Regions from separate parts of the Homo sapiens genome. Here region 2 is linked to region 1. Evidence: chromatin loops called from intact Hi-C (ENCODE). Cell type or tissue: CD4-positive, alpha-beta T cell. All regions are shown on one strand. Links, peaks and the distances in the headings refer to the core of each region. The heading gives the core; the rest is flanking DNA. Region 1 has its middle 100 kb from the start of LINC00870. Region 2 has its middle 100 kb from the start of RYBP.

Region 1 (12,581 bases), core at 3,521-6,020:
GTAATCCAGTCATTTCTCAGGCTCATGTAATGGTGTTTTGGGTGGAGTAGGAACCAGAATTTGAACGACCAGATGAACAGAATTAGATGAGAATCCTTTTTCTGGTTGTCTATTTGCAGCCTCTAAGAAGTGAAGTCTCCTGACTCATCCACATTTGAGTTTGGACATATGCTACTGGGACTAATGAATTTAGATAGCTTGGATGGTGGTCCAGTTTCGGGGACCCCCATGATGGGGGATGGTGTCTTTCGTGGTAAACAAGATATCTGACAGCATAAACAGCACAGGGAGGAGCTCTGGGTACTGTATAATGAATACAAGAAACTACCCTACCTCACAGTGGCATATGTGTTTTCTGGAAAGTCACAGCTGTCAACTGAAGGGGAGACATCTCTAAACTCAAATGCTTCAGGGGCTTAAGCAGCTTTGCTGTGTGACCCCTCTAAGTGAGTGTGATGCGGAGAGCATGTCATTCATTTCTTCCAGTTGATGATAGGACTTGCTGGCCACCGGGAGCTGGTGCCAGGAGAGATTTGGGTTTCTGGAGGATGGTGGATTTTCATCTCCAGCAGCACCAGCAAGGAAACAGCAGTTTCAGTGCAAAGAGCTGCGAAATCCCAGCCTTCCTAGCCTCATGGCACCTGGGTCTCTTTCACAGATACACGCAAGCAGTGTTGGAGCCGGAACTGGCCTCTAGAAATGTCGACCAGTTGTCATCCTCACCAGCAGACTACCGGAGTGTTTATTTCTCTTCTGCTTTCGCCAGCTCTGGACATTCTCACTAAAAAATAAAACAACAAATCCTGCATGGCTTTAAGAAGTCTCTTTATACATATGCATACATAGAAGCCGAAGGGTCCCGAAGCCATTCTGATTGGGCAACAATTTGGAAGACAAATGATGACAGCCACATTATGGGGCATGGCCAACCGACTGCCATCCTGCTTGAGAGGGTCCAGCAAGCTGCACACATTTGAATGTTCACTCGGGAGAGCGCTCCTCTCTTCCTCTTCAATTACCCAGCATGGTTACATGGTGCTTTTCACTCACCAAGCCCTGGAGGTTAATTACTCCACACGGTGCCTTTTACCAGCAGGAGGTGTGCCTTGGCAGTCCTCAGCCCTGCACGTGGCCTGCCCAGATGGGTGGCACATCCCGCCCTCGCTGGCTGCTGGGTTTCAGTTTGTTTTTGTTTATGTTGGCTCTGTTTCAACAGAGCCTACAGATGTGGTCAAACTGGAAAGGGGGTGGGGGACTAGAAGCAAAGGGGGGAAATAAAGGCGCCAATCATTTCTGATATCATCTGATCTGAGCAGAACTTTTTGAAGGGGGCAGTGAGAAAAGCCAGGCTTGGTCTGGGCCTCTGCTGCTTTCTATTTTCGGTCTCGTCTCCATCCCACCCAGAGAGTGGGAAGCCCAGGCACTGGGGCTCACCTTAAAGAGCCCGCGCAGAGCTTGCTCGAAGCAGCTCTGATTTCCAGGCCACAGGCAGGAACGGCTTGGCTCATTGGCCTCTTCTCCTCTTGGGGCTCCATGGGACTGGCTTAGTCCTAATGAGAGCTGGCAGACAGAGAGGAAGCAGGGTTGACAGAGAGCTGACTGCCCCTCCCCAGGCAGACTTTTCACCTGGCAGGTAAAAACCATCCCAATTAGCTGCCACAGCAAGGCTGAGCCTGGAGCTCACAGCCCATCCTGTCACCTGCCTTCCCTGGTGGCGGAAGCAGAAGCAAGACTGGGGGGCATGGTGGGTGGGTGGGGGGCTGTAGGCTGTGGGTGTGTGGGAGGACCCAGTTCCCGGAAGAGGCTGCACTTTCTCTGGGGTTTCCACAAAGCCCAGGAGATCTCTTCTGGGACAAACCCTTGCCCCAGCAGGCTTGGGGAGGGGCAATGAAAGAGTTAAGGCCCTCACTTCTTCACCCACCTCCCTGCTCCCCTATGACTGTTCCAGTGGCCCCCCCTTCCTTGTGGGGCTCCTGCGGCTTCCACAGGGAGCCAGGCAGGGCCCTGCCCTTGGCTACATCTGCCAAATGCAAATAGTTGCTAAAGTTATTTAGTGTGTCCTCACGGCTCCTTTTTGTCACTGGTGTTCCCTAGGCAACTGCTGCTGGAATGCAGTCAACTTCTAGAGGTTCTTCACAGGCAGGAATAGAAAATGGCTCTTGCTCACTTCTTGTTTGGGGGCTTCTCTGAGTGGATCCTTACATTGGGAACTAGAGTCCTTGTTTTTCTTATTTGAAAAGAGGACAGCGAGAGAAAGCTGACCAAACTGCCCTCTAGAAGTGGAGGAGGTGGAAATTCAGGGTCCCTTTGCTACTTTCGCTGGATGGAGGTGACCAGGGCTACAGAGAATGGCCTTCAACATGTTTATTTCCTTCTGCCAAGACCTTCCCACAGGAGCGACCTTCCCATAGAGCAAGAGAGGTTTCTCTCTTCTTTCTAAAGATTATACAGATCAGTCAACTTTATCTTAAAGCTATATTTCTCATATAAGCAAAACATTTCTTATAAAAAGTTGGAAAATACAGATAAAGTATAAAAAAGGGAAAAATCTCTATACACATTTCCCATAATCCCATCATCCACAGATGATCACTATTAACATTTTGATTACATGCTTATATTTGTATAGACGTCTTATACAAATTACCCCCAAACCCAATGGTTTTACAGCGGTTCTCAAACATTTTTGGTCTCAGGACACTTTTACACTTGTAAAGTCATTAAGGACCTCAAAGAACTTTTGCTAGGTCAGCTATATCTATCAATATTTACTGTATAGGAAATTAAAGCTGAGATAATTTTAGAATGAAGAATGCACACACATGTATTCTATTAACTGTCACAGCAATAATGTTATTACACATCATATAACCTATGGGAAAGTCCACTGTACACTCTTGAGAGTGAACAAGGCAAATAACATGTTAGTAGTATTAGCAAAAGAGTTTGGACTTTGCAGATCCTCTACTAGGGCCTCAGGGACTCCCCAGGAGTTCCCAGATCCCAGACCATGCTTTGAGAACTGCTGATTTTAAAACATTTAGAATTTGCTATTGCTTATGAGACCTCTGGTCAGCTGGAGGGCTCTTCTGATCTTGACTGAGCTCATTGGTGTATCTATAATCAAGTGTGACAGGTGAGTGGCTCTGCTGAACTTGGTGACTCCCTTATGTATTTGAGGGTTAGCTGGTTAGAGTCAGATCGAAGATGGCCTCAGTTGAGACTGCTAAGCTCTCCTCCATGGGGTCTCTCATCCTCCAGTAGGCTAGGCTGGGTTTGTGCACATGTCAATGTCAAGATTTTGAGAGCTGGAACAAGAGCAAGAGTGAGAAGGCAAGGTGGGTGGGGAGGGGGAAGAGAGAGAGTCTGAGAGAGAGAGAGAGAGAGAGAGAGAGAGTGCAGGAGTGCTCATGGCTTCTTGAGGTCTAAAGACAGGAGCACTGACTGTCAATTTCTCTATATTCTATTGACCAAAGTGACTCGCATGGCCAGGAGGTGCAAAATAGACTCTACCTCTTTTTGGGAATTGTGGCAAAGTCACATTATAAGGGGCATGGATAAGGGGAAGGGAATAATTGTGGCTATTTTTGCAGTCTACCACATACCTTATGTTTGCTTAATGGCTGCATTATTTTCCACTGAATGGACATGCTATAATTTATTCAGTCCTGATTGCTGGACATCAAGGTTGATTTTAATTTTCTCCTAATATGAATGAGGCTAGAATGAGCATTCTTGTGCATGAATTCCTAGAAGGGAAATTGTAGCAATAAAAGGTATGAGCTCTGTTAAGGTTCTCCATCCATTCTGCCAAATCTCTCTCCAGAGAGCCCGCACCAGTTTATGTTCTCACCAGCAAAGGAGGAGGAGACTGCCTGTTGAGAGACTGATTTCTGCAAGTGTGTGTGTGTGAAATCAATCACTTGTTAAAAACTGTTCTTTATGCCAAGTGTAGACAAGGCCTGTGGTCCTCAGTAATTAATTCTGCGGAGTGAAGAGCTACTCTTCAGCCTCCTTCACAGAAATGGCCACAGCTTGAAGAGACTGCTGGGGAGGAGGCTTGTTGGTAGACTGCTGGTTCTGAGTCCATCTATGGGCATCACTTTCCTTTCTAGACCCTCACTGGTCTTAAATAGTTATTTGTTAGAGATTCAAGATGCATCTCTTCCCAAGAGAACAAGAACTATCTTTTTTTTCTTAAAAAATAAAAAAAGGTAATCAAGAGTGCTAGAAATAGGGGACTGAGCTCAGGAATGGAGTCCTTAGCCCTTGGTGAAACAGTTTGACCTTGGTTGTGTGATGGTGAGGCTCTGTGTATGGGCCAGTTGACTGAGGGCAGAATCCACAAATCTGAAGTTATCCCTGTGTGCCTTACCCACTGATATGGTTTGGCTGTGTTCCCACCCAAATCTCATCTTGAATTGTAGCTCCCACAATCCCCATGTGTCATGGGAGGGACCTGGTGAGAGGTAATTGAATCACAGCGGGGGTCTTTCCCGTGCTGTTCTTATGTTAGTGAATAAGTCACATGAGATCTGATGGCTTTATAAGGGGGAGTTTCCCTACACAAACTCTCCTACCCGCCGCCTTGTAAGACATGACTTTGCTCCTTGTTTGCCTTCTGCCATGACTGTGAAGCCTCCCCAGCCATATGGAACTGTGAGTCAATTAAATCTCTTTCTTTTATAAATTACCCAGTCTCTGGTATCATCATTAGCAATGTGAGAACAGACTAATACACCCATTCTTCCCACCTTTTCACCCCATGATTCCTAGTGTCCACAAGTCAACAAACTGCTTAGTCCACGTGGCCCTGTATGTTGTTTTGCTTTATTTCTTACCATGCCCTGTATATCTTCTTGGCCCTACGGTGCTTCAAGCCCCTGCTCACTAGTTTCCAGAATAAACCCTGTTGAATCATTTTCACCTGGCACCTCTGCTTCTGCTGTTCCCTCAGGCAGAATTCCTATTCCAACCCTCTCTTTTTTCCATTCTTCATCTAGCTAATTAATAAGCATCCTTCAAAACCCAGCCAAAGGAACTCCAAACGTTCACCTGTGAGGGTGTGTTGAGACTCCCAGTCCCTGAATTGACTCATCTAGTAACAGCAGCTCTGGAGGAGATGTGGGAGCCCTGGTTCTTGCTTTATCCTAGCTGTGTGACATTTAGCAAGGCAAGTGATCTCTCTGTGCTCCAGTTTTTCTCTTCTCTAACATGAAAATGACCTTAGACTCATGTTTCATTTCCAGTTATTGCATTAATAGAAGTATGTGACATTATAATTGCTACAAATGCAAAACAAGTGTTTTTTTGTTTTTTTTTTTTAAAGTCCTACCTTATGTTCCCTTGAAAAGCAGAGGATAAGACAAGGGCTTGCATGCAGATAATTTCTTTTGAAGAAGTGATTTTTGGGAAAAGGTGTTGGGGGCTAGGGGAGAGGGCAACAGGGATTGCAGTCCAATTTAGGTGCATTAATGAATCCGACACCAATGTGGGCATGGGTCCCTCTGAGGAGCAGTGGAGAATGCACCTCAGCATGCTCTACTCAAGACATAGAAGACGGAAATATTTTTCCCTACACAGGTTAAATTTGCTCCTGCGGTTTGTACCCAAAGTGTTGCTGGGGTGGGGCAGCAAATGGCCAAGCAGGTCTCTAGGGCACCTACGCTGCAGCAGAGAAGCCCTAAAGAAAGCAAGAAACACTTTGTGTGGATGAAGTGAAGCACTCTTGGGTTGCCACAGCTCTGGCAGAAGTGGGCTGTAAGAGTGTGAGATGGTGCATAAAAGACGTCGGGCCCAACGCTGAAGTCTACATTTGTCATCCCTGAATCCTGACCTCTAAGCACCGTGCCTGGCTTGGAGCAGGCATTAATCCACATGGTAAATGTGGAATGGAGGGAAAAGTTCCTGTTGTATTTGTTCATGGCTCTCAGCCACTGGTTACAGTGGGGAGATGTTTATCTTCTACCTTTTCTTATTCTATGGTGCTCATGTCTCTTTGGGGACTGGAAGGAGAAAGTGCTCTGCTTATGGAATGAGGTTGGTCAGGCTGACCTCAGTGAGGAGGTTGGGTTAGGTGAGGGCTTTTTCAGTTGTATACTCCAGGCACCTTGTGGAAAAAGCTGCAGTGTTGGGTAGGGTGACCTGGGTGGATCAGGAAACATTTCTTCTTCCTTTCCCATCTCCCATCCTTCCTTTGTTCCTTGTGCTCCATTTACTCTGAACCTAATACCTGAGAATCATCTGAAATAGCAGCAACCAGCCTTTGCAAAGCATGGCATTTGGCAAAATGTATTCTATGGAATTCCAGTTCTGTTCTCCTTCTCATCAACCAGAGCGGTTCCACTTTTGCCTCTTTTATATCCTGAGATTGCATGTATTTATCAGTTGGGAATTGGGTGCAAGCAACAGAAACCAACTTCTTTAACTAAAAAGAAAAGAAATCTATTGAAAGTGTTATGCAAACCAGAGGTCTATGGCCAAAGAAGTTTGGGAAACAGGGAGTTGAGCAAAGTCCATAGGTCTATCTGTTGGGGGACTTCTCAGGATCTTTAGTCTGCTAATAAAAATCTCCAAGAGAGAAATATCTTTTGCAAAGTTTTCCAAATTCATTACCTCAATCCCAAGACGTGCTGATTGTAAGATGCAGCCACACTTTAATAATAGCCTTCCAGGGTTCAAACCAAAAAGGAACACTATCACATCAGGTGTGCAAATTGATTTTAAGAAGCAACCTGATTTCATAACTTTGTTTATTTGTTTTAAGGCAACATATGCAGAATACTTACCATGTGCCAGACACTATTTTAAGAGCTTTTATATAAAATGACTGACTTAATCCTGTCTTTTGAGGTGGATGTGGGGCCAAGAGGGGCCTGAGAATGCACTTCTCAGATCTCTTACTGCAAGAGCATAATTGACCAAGGGCCCTGGTTGCTGCATTCTAAATCCACCTCCACACTGGGCAGGGGCCTTGCTTTCACAGGCTGCTCTCAGTCAATAACTGAGCACATCAGGAATACTGATGTAGGTCCCTTCCAGGGAGACGCAGGGCTCCTTTGATGGTTGACTTTGACTCAAAAATTCCTCAAAACTTTGCCAAAAGTTTCTTAGAACTGCACTGCAATATAAGGCTATTTCTACCCAATCTTTCTTCCTTCCCTTTCCTTTTTTGTAGGAATTAGGTCTACATAGAGGTTTCACAACTTTTCCAGCCTCCTCCTGCTTCTCCCCATACTCTTTCACAGGTGTTTCCCCAAACAAATTTCTTGCACATCTAATCTCATCTTGAACTAACACAGTTGGATCTTTTATTTCATTTCCAGTTTACAGATGGAAAGTTGAGGACCAGAATGGTTAAGTACCTTGCCCAAGATCAGATGGCTAGTAAGTGGCAGAGCTGTTAATCAAACCAAGGTAGTCAGATTTCAGAGGACTTGTTTTTATTCACTTCATGACACAACCTTGCATTTACTATTAATACGTGAAAAAGGAAGAAAGTGCATCTTCGGATCTAGAAAATTAGAGATTTTATTAAGGGACTCGTTGTTTTTAAAACTTTTATCTTAGGCTCAGGTATACATGTGCAGGTTTGTAATATAGGTAAACTCGTGTCACAGAGGTTTGATGTACAGATTATTTCATCACCCAGGTACTAAGCCAATAGTTATTTTTTCTGATTCTCCCCTTCCTCCCACCCTCCACCCTCAAGTAGGCTCCAGTGTCTGTTGTTCCCCTCTTTGTGCTCATTGATTCTCATCATTTTGCTCCCACTTATAAGTGAGAACATGCAGTATTTGGTTTTCTGTTCCTGCGTTAGTATTGCTAAGGATAATGGCCTCCAGCTCCATCCATGTCACGATCTAATTCCTTTTTATGGTTGCATTGTATTCCATAGTGTATATATACCACATTTTCTTTATCCAATCTGTCATTGATGGGCATTTAGGTTGATTCCATGTCTTTTCTATTGGGAATAGTACTGCCATGAACATATGCGTGCACATATCTTTATGATGGAGTGATTTATATTCCTTTGGGTATATATCCAGCAAAGGGATTACTGGGTTGAATGGTAGTCCTGTTTTTAGGTCTTTGTGGAATTGCCACACTACTTTCTACAATGGTTGAAGTAATTGACACTCCCACCAACAGTGTATAAGCATTCCCTTTTCTCCATAAGCTCACCAATCTGTTATTTTTGACTTTTTAAAAGTAGCCATTCTTACCGGTGTGAGGTGGTACCTCATTATGGTTTTGATTTGCATTTCTCTAATGATCAGTGATATTGAGCTTTTTCTCATATGCTTGTTGGTCTCATTGATAAGAACAGATGTCACACTTGATCTTAGCCAAAAAGCTGCGAAGCAATGGGACTCATTTTTTTTTACAGAGCATCTTGTCGGTGCAGGATGCTGGGAGCTATGCCTTGGGAAATGCTGGCAGAGTACTTTGAGATGTGTATCTGTCATTATGACCTGAGGGGGTCATGGTACCAGTATGCCTACATAGGCCAGAGGACTGGAAGAGCAGAGATGGGGAATGGGTCTGATGCCATGAAGGAGCCCTCCAAGGCTGTCTGTCCTGCTGTTGCTGTTTATAGTGACCTGGGAGAAGTAAAGGAGAGACCACTTTATTCCCTTGATCTCTGCATGGCCCCTGAGCTTCACTGTGGTATCTCCTTGTCTCCCATATTCTGGCAAGGCAGCTACCATGGTGTGGTAGAAAGGCCGTGGCTCTGGGAATAGAACACCATCAGTAAGCAGTGCTGAGATCTTGGCAAATCAGCAGACTTCTCTTGCTTCTCTTTCCTCACCTCTACAAAGAGGATGGGATGAGACCAAGGGTTTCACATTAAGCTCTTTGAGGCCTTGGTGGCACTCTGGAGATAACAGGGAGGCTATTGTTAGGGGTATGATTCAAGGGAGGAGCTCTTGCTCACTCTTCCCCATTTCAATAGAGTATCTCTATTTTTATCCATTTTAAATATTAGGGTTCTGTGAGTATCAGTAAGCATTACTGGTTGCTAGCTGTAGAAACAGACTTCCCTACCCAGAGAAGGAAACTAATTAAAAGGACGGTAGAGGTAGAGAGAGTTATTCAAAGATTAAATAAGATGCTGGAGGGCCAGGCTTGGGGTTGGAGGAAACAATGCCAAGAGAGTTCTGAAAAGCTGGATTGGGAACCCCAGCAGGTGGGCATGCTGCCATCATGCAGGCTGCCTTCCAGCCAGACCATTAGCCTTGGCTTTCTTGTTAAGACTGAATCTAGGGAGAAGGCTTTCAGTGGGCTGAGCCTGCCTCTGGGGCAGGAAGAGAAGCCATGACCTCTTGGACTTCCAAAGTGGGCAGTGGTCACCCAAAAATCTTTCCAACCAAGACCTCACAAAGAGTCATGAGGTGTTTTTCTAAGAAGTAAGCCAGGTTCTCTAGGAAAAAGGAATAAATGATCAACAGTCCCAAATAACAAATATTCACTCTATCCATATGATTCTATTGGCAGAAGAGTTCTATTGTACATTCATTTGGAAGGCATCAGGCTAAGGGCCCTTCCCACATGACAACTAGAGAAGTTCATCCCATCCAGCTGTTCAGTCTCCAGCCAGGAGAGGAGGGGGCAGGAACTCTCTGGCTTCTTGACCACAGAACTGCCCCACATGCCACTGTAAGCCCCAGTTCTCCTGACAGCTGGTGGGGAGACAGCAGGAAGACCACTGCCTTGGCTTGGGTTACCCCAAGAAAGCAGAGCTACAGAACAAAGGCTTGCATGCAGGTAGTTTATGTTGTCCTCACAGACTGGAGACAGGGCAGGAAAGAAAGCAATGCAGAATATGTTATTGAGCCGATCATCACTGTGGACCATGGGGCTCAGGGCTGCCAGGACCCTCTGAGAAGCCACGTAGAAGAGTCCTAAGAATTGTCTAGCTGAAGAACAGAGAGGGAAGTAATTGTATACTGGCTCCTGCCCTCCATGGGTCAAAGATTGCCCATGATGTGTTGGGTTTGGTGTGTTGGGTTTGGGCAGGCAGCAGAATAGCAGAGTGCGTTCCTGCATGAAATGGCAGCCGGGAATCCCCAGTGTGAAAAGTGAGAGATGTGGGCACACGTGATGGCTGCAGCATCGGCTGGAGGCAAAGCGTGGGTGGGGAGGGTGGAAGGCAGGGCACCAGGGGCGTTCAATGCAGCAACCCCTTGGCTACTTTCCTCTGCCTCATCCCTCTTTGAGGGACACAGGCACATGATGTGCCTGATATTCAGGTCGCAGGAGGCTTCTGCATGGTTTGCTTGTTGGCTGGTGGGCATTCCAGCCAGTGAGGAAGGGGTCACCTTTGACTCCACACAGCATGGCATCTCTCAGAGTTTGGGGACCGACATTTCATAAGGGACCTCACCCTGCTTCCCAGCATCTCTCCCTTCGAGTCTGTATATTCATCCAAAGGCAGTCTGTATTCCAAGAGGGAAATCTGCCTCCTGCTCACCCTACAAGCTGGCTCTGCCCCAAGGGTGAGGTTCAGTGTGCGGCAGCCAAGGGCCTGCAGTCAATGGGGACAGAAAGGGAGCCTGTGCCATGCTCGGGCCAGGGCAATGGAGGCTTGAGCAGGCAAGGTCCCGGCTTTTGCGCAGGCTGCCTGTAGAAAGGGGGAGAAAGCATGCCTGCAAAGCTGGCTGGGCCTTGGCCAACCTGTCCAAACCTCTCAGGAGGTTTGTTGCTTGAACTGCAGTATCTGAGGCCTGCAAATGGGCCTCACCAGAGGCTTGAGATATTTTTATGAGTTTTTATTTCTAACATCCATTCGCCTCTGGCTCCCTTGCCAGTTGACACGGGTCAGACTCTCTTGTGACATGACTCTTCACGGCACCAAAGGCCCAAGCCTTGCACTGTAACCCCTTGGTGGAAGAGATTGCTATGGTTATGATTTTATTTTCAGTAAGTGTTCATGAATAATCTATTCCACTTACCAACACTTATCAGATCCCAGGCACTGTGCTAAGGACTTAACATACCTTCTCTCATTTTTCCCTACATAATTCCCTACTCATCCTTTGGATCTTAATTGTCCCTTCCTTGGGGAACATCTTCCTTGACTTGGTCACCCCTGCTCCCCCCATGCCCTTATTATGTGCTCTGATTGCACCACAAACCTTCTGCTTGAAGTACCTATCTATCTCTGTTGACATTTTACTTTTATTCGTGTCATTTTTTTAATTCACGTCTGTCTCCCATGCTGGAAGAAAAGTTGGTGGCCCATGCTCACCACCACATCCCACACCTAACACAGGGCCTGCCTGGCACATGGGAGACACTCACTAAAATGCATATGCAAAGAAACAATGATGGACTATCTTTCTCAGAACCCTACAGAGTATATTTTACACTAAGACTCGGAGAGGTTAAACAGCCGGCCCAGGGTCACATAGCTGGTAAAGGTAGAGGTAAGATTTAAATGTGTGTTCATCTGGCCTCAAAGCCAGGACTTCACTAGTGTGCTCTGCAGCCTTCTAGCGTTCAAGGGTATTTTCTCTCTTCCCCTGCCTGGTCCCACCTGTGAAGGGCAGAGGGGTCCTGCCCCAATCTCTGGCCCTCTCGTTTCACCTCCTGCCCCTCTCACTAGGGTCCTGACTTCCGCCCTCTGACCCTTCCAGCTGTGAATCCTGTCCCTTGCAAATGCGTCTGTTGCCATTCAGCAGTCTCTTGGCTGGCAGTGCAGGTCTCCATCTGCTGTAATGGCATGGTGCCTGCTCACAAGATGGCATGCTATTTTTACCCAGCTTAGGTGCCAAGCCGGCCAGATGTTTTTCAGCAGCAAAGGGAGGTTGAGCATTGCTGGGGTGTGGAGGGATGCTTCCAAATGTCAGCTCCTCAGTGGGGCTGGGGCAAGGGATGGCTCTGGGACAGGCAAAAGAAGCGCTCTGCCTGGAAGTGGGCACCTCCAAGAAGTGTCATTCCTGGCATCTGTCTGGGGCTCTGGCAGTGTGCCAGGAACTGGCTGCTGGTTCTGAACTCTTGCCGGGCTGGGATGAGTCTACTGCAGGAAGGAAATGCTCTGGGTCAGCGTTCCCAGTGAGTGCACGTGCTTCTTCCTCCCACTGGGGCCCTGGAGTCGCTGGACCCAGATGGTGACACCTGGAGGGCTTCCATGGCTGAACTGGCTGCTTGGAAAATTCCAAGTTTGGCTGGCGGCTCTGGTCTGGAGGAAATGGAGGAGCTGGCTGGATCAGGCTGAGTCCAGGCATTTGCTGTGATCATTTTTCCCTCAGAGCAGATGGAGCCAGAGGTCTGGCGATCTTAATCCCTGCTCTCTCCTTCCTGTGGGGGGTGACCCTCAGTTGAGAAATACCCCCCCAAATGACAGCTAGATGCAGGGGTGTGCGGCATAGCCCCGCTGGCCCAGCTCCCTGTTTTCCTAACTTCTCCACTCCTGTGTGACCTTGAGCAAGTCACATCCTCTCTGAACCTCAGTTTCCTCATCTGTAAAACATCCAGAGCCCCTCCCTGCCAGATCTGGGAGCCTGTATTGCAGTGAGTTGCAGGGAATCAGTTGTTGCCAAGCTTTGCTGACCTTTCCCCAAAACCAGCCATCC
Region 2 (12,581 bases), core at 3,428-5,927, 96 kb before region 1:
TAGCTGGAACTACAGGCGTGCACCACCAAGCCCGGCTAATTATTGTATTTTTAGTAGACATGGGGTTTCACTATGTTGGCCAGTCTGGCCTCAAGTGATCCACCTGCCTCAAACTCCTGGGCTCAAGTGATCCGCCCGCCTTGGCCTCCCAAAATGCTGGGATTACAGGTGTGAGCCACCATGTCTGGCCTCCTGTGTGCTTTTGGATGGTGACTCCTCCCTTGTTAGTTTATAGTTCATTCATTCATTTGTTCAATCATTCATCCTCATAAGATTGTTGAAAAAAATGAAATAATTTATTTCCATGTTAGCTTAATATCTGGCATATATAGGTATTCAGCAGCATTTATTTATTTATTCATTTACCCATATTTATCAAGCAAACATCCACCAAATGCCAGGAATGCAGCAAAGCCAGACAAGGTCACTCCCCCGATGGAGTGTATAGTGAGGTAGGGGAGAGACTCGATCCAGTGTTCACAGTGTAAATGTATGAACCAACTGTGATAAGTGCTCTGAGCTGCAAGGGGCAGCGGGAGGCCAGGCCATATGGAGCCTGCAGCCCGTGGGAAGGCATCTGAGCTTCTTTGGAATGTATCAGATGGTCAAACTGATAACTTATCAGCAAAGGGTGACACTCTCAGGGTAGCACTGGGGCAATCAGGTTGGAAGTGGGCAAGAAGGGATTCTGGAGATCTCAGGGAGGCTGCTGCAGGTGCCCCAAGAGAGAGATGGGAGCTTGGTCTCGAAGGGAGTGGAGAAGATGGAGAGGGGTGGATGGCTTTGAGAAATTAGGGGTAGATTGGCAGGACGTGCAGATGGGAGGGAGGTGCCAGGGATGGACAGGCTTACAGATGTGGCTGGGCGGTGTGGCTTCTCACTGAGAGAAGCAAGAGGATCCAGTTTATAGGTACATGTTGAATCTGAGGAGTCTGAACTTGATAAAACATGGAGCGTCACTGTCAATCATCTACTCCTTCATTCGACAATCATTTATGGGGCACTTGGACATGGGCAAGAGTGGTGTTAGATGTCAGGAATACTGCAGGAAGCAATGCAAACTGCCTTATGCGATGGACATTCTAACGAGGAGACAGACAGTAAATAAGTAAGCAAATAGATAAGACTATTACAGAGTATGATAAGAAAATAACGCCAGGTGAGGGGCTAAGGAGTGATTGGGGGTAAAAAGGGTGGGCTAATTAAGTTGGGGTGGACAAGAAAGGCTACTGTGAAGGGCTGCCATTTGAGCGGAAGCGTGAATGGTGAGAAAGAGCTGGATATGGAAGAGATAGGGGACAGTCATCTCAGGTAGGGGGCATAGCATGTGCAAAGGCCCAGAGGCAGGAACGGCTCAAAATGGGGTTGGTGTGAGAATCAGGGACCAGAATGTGCGCGTACTTACAGGCTAAAGTAAGGCATTCACACCTTTCCCCAGGTCCATTTAAGAAGGAAAGCCATGTAAGAAAGGCCTTAAGCCAGGGAGTGACAGCGTCTGCTTTCCTCGTTACAAAGATCAGCTCGATTTTGAGAAAAGACAAGATGGAATTTTAGGGACCTTGCCCATACCTTTCTCTTTTTGCTTAACTTGGTTCGAATTGAGTTTTTGTCTCTTGCACCCCAAGAGTTTTGATGAGCACATTTGGGAAGAAAAACCTTTCTGGTGGGACGTGTGTCAAGATCCAAGATTCACAGAAAGTCAGAGCTGGGTGGGGCCTCCGGGATGGGCTAGGTCAGGAGTATCGTGACTGCTCCCTACGGAGACTGAGGGGCGCCAAGACCCAGGCCTCTTTTGTCTGGAACAGCTGCTCTTTCATTGGTTTTGCACACACAGAGACCTGCGAGCGCTTTCATCAGTGCTTTCCTTGACTGACAATGTCTGGAAACCACTGAGACAAGTTTATGCCACTGCTTTATACATGGGGAAACTGGGGCTCAGGGAGATTAGGCCACACGGCCGGGAAGAGGTCAGACGTGGCTGTGCCACTCCTAACTCAGTGCCCTTGGCAGTGGAGAAGGCTGCCTGCCTCCAAGGCTGGAACTGGGCAGTTTGCTGTGAGGGCAGAAGGTTCTTCCTTTCTTTCCTGGATGTGGCCAGAGAGGGGCCTGAAGGAGCTGCAGCTTTGTGATCCACCTCTTCCAGGACATGCGGGGAGCCACGGGGCCAATTCACAGGCTGGGACAGATCATGCATAAATAGAAGAAGGCAGGCCCTGGAGCTGAGCTGCCTTCTGGGGTTCCGCACATGATTGTCACTTACCCAGCCTCCTCTGAGGACTCAGGACCTCAGAGTCCTCGGGACAATGGACCATGCACTGTGGCCCAAAATAGGGTTTCGGGCACAAGCTTTGGAAGTAGAGCTGGGTTCAAGTCCCAGATCTTCCCCACATCTAGCTGTGGACACATTATTTACATTCTCTGAGTGGCAGTTTCCTCGGCTGAGAGAGAACGCATAGCAGCCTCCCAGCAATGTGGTGAGAACTAAATGAAGCACTTAGCACATCAAGCACTGAGCATGGTGCTTGGTACCTGGTCAGCGCCCAATACGTGGCTGTTCTTCTATTATAATAATTTAAGAATGATCACTATTTTCGTTCCAAGTTCCACACTGCACAGTAGGGGACAGGAGGCTGAGGAAGGCAGAGCCTGAAGGAGTCTGAACTGGGCGCTGGTTTGTCAATTGGCATGAAAATCCCACCTCATAGTAAATTTCCGATGGAAACGAAGCGTGAGAGTTCAGTGTTTTCCCACTTAATGGAATTGTGACTTTTCTTCTAGCCACGGTTCTTTGTCCTGAGTAAAGTTGTAGCAAAGGCTGTCACTGTTCGCACTTCTTTGTTTTATTTTTACTTGTGTGAAGAGCAATCAAAATAAATAAATCGGCTGTGTGATTTCAAGTAACTAAAACAGAAGCCAAAAATTGAGGGAGAAAAAAACCCCAACAAACCAAAACAAAACCAATCAAAATTTGCTTCTTCAGTGGCCCAAATGCCTCTTCTGAGTTTAGGCACCCGGGGGTTTGTCTGCTCCGGAGAACAGACACACCAATTGCATGGTGTTCCCAAGGCTTAGAGGAGCAGACTGAACAGTCAAATGCATTTTTGCTCTTCCAGCAATTTCAAAAACAAATAATTATAAACCTAACATTTTTTGAACTATTTATCATGTGCCAGGTGCTATAAATGTGTGTTTTACATGCATTCTGTCCATTAGTTCCTCCAAAAGCTAAGGATTAGTATCATTCCCTTTTACAGGTGAAGAAACTAAGGCTGAAAGAGGGCAATTAACTTGCTTATGGCCACGCAGCTGGTAAAGATCCCGGGAGACTCAGGATGCAGGGTAGGGCAGATTGCTCCAGAAAAGATGCTGAAATTCCTTCTGGAGACTCTGCTGGGTGGGGGTTGAAATATGGTGGTTGAGCCCTTCTGTGTTCCTAGGGCATCTTGGGAAGAATATAGAGTGGCCACGGCTCAGAGGACCCACTTCCTGACAGACTGTTTACTTCCAAGAGTAGTGGCCTCCCTCAATGGAAGAACCCCTAGACTTTCAAAGTGTGTTAGTCAGATTTTGCACTGTGATATGCTGCATGACAAGCACCCCCACAAAATCTCAGGGGCTCACAACCAACACTCTTTCTTTGTCTTGCTCTTGGGTCTGTGGGTCATCTGGGGGTAGATCTGCTCTAGGCTTTGGGTTAGGATCAGGAATGTTCCATGTGCTTCATTCTGGAATCAGAGGTTTCACAGAGGATGTCTTATGGGGAATGGCAGAAGTACAAAAGACCCAGCCAAACCAGCAAGCACATTTAAAACCTCTGCTCACCTCACATTCACTTACATTCTGTTGGCCAAAAGAAGCCAAGCATTCCATCACTGTACAAAGCAGATGCACAACCCACTTCCTCTGCAGTCCCATCTCCACACAATGGCAGCTTACTGCAAGACCACCTTGCCTTAAAAACTTTTGCCTCTTCTTTCCATGAGAATGAGGTTGGAAATTTTCCCAAAACAAAACAAAACAAAAAAAAGAAAAAAAGAAAAAAACTTTACTAAAGACTAAAGGGAGAAACACAGAGAGGCTGTAGGGGATGTCCACCAGTTCTGCTTGTGAAGCCTCCATTCAGCTGGTAATTCCCAATCTCCTCTTAGAGAATCACCTCTCCTCATTCTCGGTCCCTGTGATTTGAGGGTGAGAGGTTACTGCCCTGGCCTGCCAACGTCAGGGGTGGACACCTGATCCATTCCTGGCCAATGGAAATACTGCTGCAAATCCTTGTCCATATGACTGTCTCTGGGCTGGTCATCTCACCCAAACTGGGCCAGTGACTTATACTAGGGCTATTAGAACAGGGATTCACATTTCTGGTGAGTCTGTGAAGCTTCTAGTATATAAGCTGGGAGCCTCTGGTAGCCATATTTGGTACCTCTCATACCATAAAGTGAAGCTCACACAGAGGCAAACAGGGCCAAAGGATGAGGCAACATTGAGAGAACATTGAGCATCTGGATCCAGCTGTGCCTGAAAGCCCTAAACTACAACAAATTTCTTTTTGGGGTAGGGGTTGGGGATAAGCCAGTTTGAATTGGATATTTGTCCCTTGCAACCAAACAACACCTTACTAATTCAGAAATAGAGGCAAAGGTAAGTAAGATGGTTGAGATCAGACTTGGGTTCAAATCCTGGCCCTGCCACTTAGAGCTGTGTGCCCTTGAGGAGTCTTGATCTCCGCATCTGTCAAATGGGAATAGTCATGCTGCCTTTGAGGTGGTTGTGAGGGTAAACCATATAAAACGGGTTGTCTGGGTCTGGTGAATGGCTGATGCGTATGCTAACTCGAGGATTCAGAAGCAGGCTTCCTGTCTGCCCTGGGCGAAAGTCCAGCCTCACAGTTTCTTTGCCCACAGATCCCACAAGTCACGCGACCTCCCCTTCCTGTTGCTCACAGGAGGCCGGGGTTGGCACGGGCTCCGAGCTCTGGCAGGCTGCGCCTTCTCTCCCAGAACGTCCCTCTCGCCAGCTCTCGCCTTCTCTCCAGGCCACCTCTGGGCCCAGCAGCTCTGTACCTTGGAATGCGGCTGTGCTCGCCCTGCAGACCGGCCCCGCCCTGCCCCTGGCGGAGGAGCTTTTCCCCTTCACAGAACTGCAGGCCCTTAGTGGCAGGAGACCGGGGGCCCTAGAGACTCCTTCAGCTTTCTTGGAGGGAAATCTCAGGTTCCCAGGGCACAGAGCAGCAAGTGGCACGCCCAGAATTCAAACCCTGGCCTTTGCCTCCATGCTGCTTCTGCCCTCAACTCCCTCCCTGGGAGCACTGCCCCACGTGGGGGTCACAATCAGGGGACATACCAACCAAGGAAATTTTTTTTTTTTTGGAGACAGGGTCTTGCTCTGTTGCCAGGCTGGAGTGCAGTGGCATGAACATGGCTCACTGCAGCCTTGACCTCCTAGGTTCAAGTGACCCTCCCACCTTGACCTCCCAAAGTGCTGGGATTACAGGCATGAGCCATCATGACTGGCCCCAAGGAATATTTTTAATCTTCATAGCTATAGACAAGTCAGCAGCTATTCCCAGCCCCTTCTGCACGAGAATGCAAGCTCCACAAGGACGGGGTTTTTTTGTCTGCTTCATCCCTACTGTGTTTCCAGAGCCTTAAATACTGCCCCATTCACAGTCAGTGCTTCATAAATGTTTCGTTGACAGAATAAGAGGATGGAGTGAATGAATGCATGCGGTGCTGCTTCTCCCTCTGATAAGTGACATAAAGTTCTATTTGTAAATATTTTATATGGCTTTTTTTTTTGACATAGAGTCTCGCTCTGTTGCTCAGGCTGGAGTGTAGTGGCGCGACCTTGGCTCACTGCAACCTCAGCCTCCTGGGTTCAAGTGATTCTCGTGCCTCAGCCTCCTGAGTAGCAGGGATTACACTCAACAAATATTCATAGCCCCCACACCAGGCTAATTTTTTTAATTTTAGTAGAGGCTGCGTTTCACTATGTTGGCCAGGCTGGTCTCAAACTCCTGGCCTCAAGTGATCCGCTCATCTCGGCCTCCTAAAATGCTGGGATTACAGACATGAACCATGGCTCCCAGCCTGTAAATACATTTGAGTAAGAAAAAGTTAAGTCAGTTAGAAGGCAAATGCTAAGGGAAGAGCAGCAGGGTGGTGAGTGGAAGTAGAAACAGCAGTCAGGTGGGGCCGGGATGCTGGGATTTAGGCAATGTCGGGTGACTCAGCTCTGCTGTTCCTTCCAGCAGAAAATTCTGTGGTTCTCAGAAGCATGCTCTTCATGGGCTGAAGCAAGAGGTGAGTTCGCTCTTCCCCTGTGTATTCGTTTCCTGTAGCTGTCATAACAAATTAACTACAAACTGGTGGCTTACAACAACAGAAAAGTATTCTTTTACAGTTCTGGAGGCCGGAAGTCTGACCAAGTTGTCAGCAGGGCCACGCTCCCTTCGAAGGCGCTGGGGGAGAATGCTTCCCAGCCTCTTCCAGATTCTGGCTCCAGGCTTTCCATGGCTGTGGCCCCATCACTCCAATATATCTGCCTCTGTTTTCACATGGCCTTCTCCTCTGTGTTGGTATCTTCACCTCTTCCCTTTCTTAAAAGGATGCTTGTCATTGGATTTAAGACCCACACAGGTAATCTAAGATGATCTCATCTTGAGATCCTTAATTTAATTACATCTGCAAATACCTTTTTTCAAATGTAATCAGGTCACATTCACAGGCTTCAGGGGTTAGGACTTACACATGTCTTTTTGGTGGCCACCGTTCAACCCACTATACCTGGATCTGGTCCCTATTCGGCACCAATCCCTGTTCTGCAGTGCTGCCCTCTCCAGGGAAGCCTCGCTATGTCCTGAGGCCCCTTGGGGGATGAGGACTGGGGGCATCTTTGACGGGGCCCGGGTGTGGAGCAGCAAGAGTCTTTCTGGGGAAGCGGCTTGCTCCCAGGCAGCCATTGTGGGGGCCTGTTTGCTCTGGTCATCCATTTCTGAAGAAGGAGGAAAGGGGCTGAACTGGGAGGATTTGGTCCTCAGGGAATTTGTTGAGGGCGGAGGCCTGCTTATCCACCTCTTTGGAGTTATCTAGTTCCTCCGTAGACTTTGATGAATATTGCTTTCTGAATGCAGTGCGGGGAAGAAAGAGAGGAGAGGAGGGTCTGCATCAGGCATGTGACTTGGGAGTCCCATAGCCTGGATGCCAGTGCTGCATTCACTTGGCAGATATTCATAGATCACCTACTATGTGATAGAGCAGCAGGAACACAGCGCCAGGAGCTTGCAGCCCAGAGAGATTAGACAGATAAAACAATGACAAAAACTGTGATCACTGCTAGAAAGGAAATAGACTGGGTGTGGGGATGGAGAGTGTCAGGCAAAGCCTCTCAGAGGAAGTGGTATTTGAGCTGAGACCTAGAGCTGGAGGAAAAGCATTCCAGACAGAGGGAGCAGCATGCACAAAGGCCCTGAGGTTAGAAAGAGCCCAGCTCATAAATGGAAAAATGTCCAGTGCTGGAATGTACTCAGTGGGGGTGAGAGTGGGAGAGGTACTGAATCCTACTGGCCTCCTGGGCTGTGGGAAGGAATTTGGATTTTATTCAAAAGATTTTAAACACGTTGTGCCATGACTTGAGTCAGCATTTTTAAAGATCCCTTTGGGGACCGGCAGAGAATAAATTCTAGGGCAGTGGTCAGAAACCTTTCTCTCTAAAGGTGCAGATGGAAAATATTTTTGGCTTTTGGCCGGGCACTGTGGATCATGCCTGTAATACCCGCACTTTGGGAGGCCAAGGCGGGTGGATCACTTGAGCTCACGAGTTTGAGACTAGCCTGGGCAACCTGCATTTTTTGTCTCTAAAAAAATACAAAAATAAGCCAGACGTGGTGGTGAGTGCCTGTAGTCCCAGCTGCTCAGGAGGCTAAGGTGGGAGGATGGCTTGAGCCTTGGAAGCGAAGGTTGCAGTGAGCTGAGATCATGCCACTGCACTCCAGCCTGAGTGATAGAGCCAGACCTTGTCTCAATTAAAAAAGAAAGAAAGAAAATATTTTTGGCTTTGGGGGCCATATAGTCTCTGCGGTAACTACTCTGCTGTTGTAGCCCCAAAGCAGCCAGAGGTAATACATGAGCAACCAGGCATGGCTGTGTGCCAATAAAACTTTATAAAAACAGGCAGTGGCTGGCCTGGCCTGCGGGGCTGTGCTTTGCTGACCTCTGTTGTAAAGTGGAAATGAGAAGAGTCTTGTGGTCCAGGGCAAGTGACTTAACTCTGTGCCTCAGTTTTCTCATCTGTAGAACAGGCACATCTTACCTCATAGAGATGTTGTGAAATTTCTGAGTGTTAATAGAAATAAAGTTCTGAGCGCGGAGCCCTGGCCCGTAGTAGGTGGTCGACTCTCAGTGGCCATAACAACACTAGTGGCTGCACTAATTATTATTACATCCAGCTGGGATGATCATCACAATTATAAAGCAAAGACTTGGAGTGAGTATAGTTCACCAATGCTGGTCATTGTAGTACTTCAGTGGTGGGTTGGAATGTCTGTGTATGGAGTTGAATGAATCCTACAGTGACATGAATTAGAGCTTCCTCCTTGGGTGTGCCAACATATCTTCCTCAAATCTTGCTCAAAGGCAAGATTTGTCCTGAAACTTTATTCTTCAATGTAGCGTCTGCCACATCCTGTCTGCCAGCCCAAGTGGCCCTCCTGTCATCCTGTCCCCCTTTGGGGAATATCTTTCCAGCTGCAGCAGCTGCCCTAGGCTGTTCCTCTGGGTTGCATATGAGGTTTAATTAATCTTTGTTTACACCTTCTTCTTGCTTTTTTTCCTCTCCCAACACGGGGGGGTTTCAAGACTTCTCTTTCCAGTAACTTGGTAGGAAGGAAACTATAGAGAAGGATAAGGTTCAGTTTTTCTCAAAAATCTCACCTGGGGAAGGAAGAGGTAGGTACAGAAGAGAGACGTGGGTGGGGAAAATGTGGGTAGGTGTATGGGGGAGTCTAAGAGACCACATTTGTCTACATGTTCTGGCTGATTTAGAGGGCACAGCTCAGGCTGAAAGGCAGGAAGGGTAACCTGGGGCCTTTTCCTCACCTCTGTGTCCTCAGGGTCACTGTTATGTTCCCTGACCTCTGAGACCAGGTGCATCAGGGGAGGTGGGAGAGGCCTAGTCCTAAGGCATTTCTGGGTGGGACCGATCACAAAACCAAGAGGGACAGAGGCAAGAGGGATGGGCACAGAAGCAGGGAATGAGGCTAGGACTTTCGAGTAGAAAAATGGGGGTTCCTAAAGTTCACTGTCTCCTAAGCCTGCTCTCCCAGAGCAAAGACCTCCATGGTACAGTTTGGGAAGAAGGGGAACCTTGTTCAGAATTCTGTGTTCTTCCAGTTGAATATCCCACGGTTGGGTAAACGTTGTGAGTCTAGGAACTGCTACAAAATAGAAACAGACAGATAAGATAGATAGATGGGTGGGTGGATGGATGGATGGATGGGCAGAAGAATGGATAGACAGACAGAGAGATAGAAGATGGATGGATGGATGGCTAGACATATGATAGATGAATAGGTGAATAGATACATATAGAGCAGATCTTCTCTGTGCAATCAAGTGAGAGTCATTCATCATTTATTAACAAAGATTTCATGAGCACCAACTATGTGCCAACTATGTGTCTAGTACTGATTAGACAATGCCAAGTGAAACAGGTGGGCTCTCTGCTCTCGCAGTGCCCTCAGTCTCTTGTAAAATCTAATGCTCTGGGCCAAGAGAAACTATTACGATTTCTCTCAGTGTTATTTCTTAGTGTGAGTCACAGAGGAGCCCACATCCTCCACCAGGAGAAGGCAGAGGGAAGGGCCTGAAGGCCTGGTACCCACATAAGTAAATTTTAAGAGGCTGACAGGCGTCATTGAGCCAAACCATTAAGGCTTTGGAGTCAGGCCTACCTGGGTTCAAATCCCTGGTTTTGCCACTTTATAATTTGTGACCTTGGACAAGTCACATCCCCTCTCTGAGTTTCAGTAGCCCCATTTGTTCACTCATTATTTATTTTGAGTTCTTGCTAGATACTAGATACTGATTTAGGTGCTGAGGAGGCTGTAGTCAACAAGATAGATAAAGTCCCAGTCTTTCTGCAGTTTATAATATACCTGTGGGGAGACAGAAAATAAATAAAAACATCAATTTCTAATACACCAGTTCGTGATGAGTGGATGGAGAAAAGTCAAGCATGGGGCGAGGGGTTTCATATGAGCAGCTCCCTGACGGAGGCGAAGAAATGAGCCATGTGTATGTCTCGGGGAAAAGCATTTCGGGTGGAGGGAACAGCACACACAAAGGCCCTGAGGCAGGGGGCACTTTGCAGATGTGATTAAGCTCAGGATCTTGAGAAGAGACGATCGTCCAGGGGGGATCACGAAGGTCCTTCTAAGAAGGAGGCAGGAGACTGGAGGGACAGAAGGCAATGTGACAAGGGAAGCAAGAGGTTGGAGGGATCCGAGGAAGGGACCATGAGCCTGGGAACACAGGCAGCCTCCAGAAGTTGGAAGAGACAAAGGGGATGGTTTCTCCCCTGAGGCCTTCAGAAGGAAGACCTTCGGAATGCAGACCTGCTGTCACGCTGATGCTAGACTTCAGACCTCCATAACTCTAAGAGAATCAATCTGTTTTAAGCCATCGAGTTTGTGGCAACTTGTTCCAGCAGCAATAGGAAACTAGTCCAAGAATGCCTTTCTTCTTTTGTGAAACAGGACCGTGAGAGTCCCTGACTGAGGCCCTGTAGAATTAGGGGACAGGAAGCCTGGCAGCTCTGCCTGAGGAGGGAGAGCTGGCTTGGAGATGGCCTGAGAACCAGGCTACCCCTGGGAGTCCAGCTCCAGCCCCTCTGGCAGGTCCGAGGTACCCCTGGAGGCTCCACTCTCTCCTGCCTCCAGGCCTCTGCACAGGCCCTCCCTTCTGCCAGGAGCTCCCCCATCTGGCCCCATCCATCCTTTGGCTAAGCCCCAGATGGCTCTGACCCTTTCTTTCCCTTCCTCATCACCCTAACCAAGTAAGTGGAGCTCCTGCTTCTGGATTTATACCCTAACTGAGCCCTTGCACACTCTTAGCATTTAAATACTTGTTTTCTACTTTGCATTCCCCTCTAAGAGTAAGACAAATAGCTCACCGTTTATGGGGCCCTTACTGTTTGCCAGACAGGGCCACTGTGAAGAGCTGCACAGGCCATGACTGATCAACCCTGGTGTGAACAGCACCCACTAGAGCTGTGTGAGGTGGTAGCAACAGTGCTAAGTGCTCATTCATTCTTCACAGTGACCCCGTAGGGTAGGGCCGTATGCCCACTTTACAGATGAGGAAGGAATTATGGGGCAGAAGGGACACACTCACAGCTCCCTGGAACATATTTTCTAAGCATTTATTGAATATTTTGTTAAATCCTCACCATGACCCAGTAAGATTGGTGCCATAACTATTCCCATTTTACAGATAGGAAAATTGAGGCTCGGAGGAGAAAAGCCACTGGCCCATGGTTGCAGATCTAGTAAACATGTGAGCTGGGATTCAAGAGTGGGTCTGCCTGGCTCCTGAATCTGAGGTCTTAAGCCTCTGCTGTGCTGTCCTCCCGACTACACACCTCTAGAGCCAGAGACCGGGCCCTCATCACTGTTGTTTCTGCCTGGTTCAACAGAAGAAATGCTCATAAAAACTTGCTGAAGGAATGAATGAGGAAGGAATGCATCAGGAGGTGGCCCTGAAGTTCCTTGGCTATGACCTTGGGGATGCTTTATTACCTGGCGTGTTGTAATTTACAGTTATAAGTGGCTGTGAAGGTCAAATGAGCTCACCTCCCCAGCAGCCCTCTGAGAACAGGACAGCAGTGTTACCGTGGGAGGGATTTTCCTGGGCCCACACCCAGGTTCTCAGCCTCCTGGGGAAATTCTGCCTTTCTGGCTGCCCTTACTCTTCTCAGCTTCAGAGAAGAGTCTGGCTTTTTCTTCAGCTTCTGGAGGGCCTGAGACTCTGGGCGTTCCTGGAAGAGGCTCCTGTCCCCACCAAGGCCTATGTGTGACACCTGGGCCCTTGGCTCTTACCTGGGGGAACCCCAGAAAATTTCCTCCTGTTTTCACCTCCCTGTCCCTGGGGACCAGGCCCCAGTGGCTGTGGTATCAGGAGCAGCTGGTGCCTCCCAGAGGGTCTGTAAGATCCTTTGGGGAAGCAGGTGGCATTTCAGGGTGGCTGCGGAGGGCCCAGCTGGGCTCATCGGTGGCACCATTACCAGGCTGTGCCCCTGTGCCTCCCAACACTTTGGGGCTGAACGTCATGGCTTCCCAAGTACATGCGCGTCAAAGATCTTGATTAATCCTAATGCCTCCCAAGAGATGAGGATTAATCATTGTGCAGGTTCACATTTCTGGGTTGTTTACTAGGTGCCAGGCACCGAGCTGAAGTCTTCATGTGGATTGTGTTTTTCCTCCTCATGACAAGCTTATGAAGTAAGTGCCTTTCTTGAGCCCGTTCCCATTTGTGAATGGGGACACCGAGGCGCAAAATGCAAAGCTCCCTGCTGGAGACCACACA

What was found. Peaks named below come from ENCODE experiments on the same cell type or tissue, not always from the same donor. Only the 100,000 strongest peaks of a DNase experiment are listed, where the experiment ranks them.
Region 2: a loop joins it to region 1, with 1.9 times the contacts of the local background. A loop is called at or near these places in 2 of 110 quality-filtered maps.

What each region holds. Positions count from the first base shown.
Region 1 is chr3:72,244,847-72,257,427 of GRCh38, reverse strand. No RefSeq gene overlaps it. Among named protein-coding and RNA genes, the nearest start is that of LINC00870, 100 kb to the right of the region's middle. In CD4-positive, alpha-beta T cell, for the core only: no CTCF peak of the experiment used is centred there; no DNase peak of the experiment used is centred there.
Region 2 is chr3:72,340,487-72,353,067 of GRCh38, reverse strand. No RefSeq gene overlaps it. Among named protein-coding and RNA genes, the nearest start is that of RYBP, 100 kb to the left of the region's middle. In CD4-positive, alpha-beta T cell, for the core only: no CTCF peak of the experiment used is centred there; a DNase peak (open chromatin) is centred at 4,887.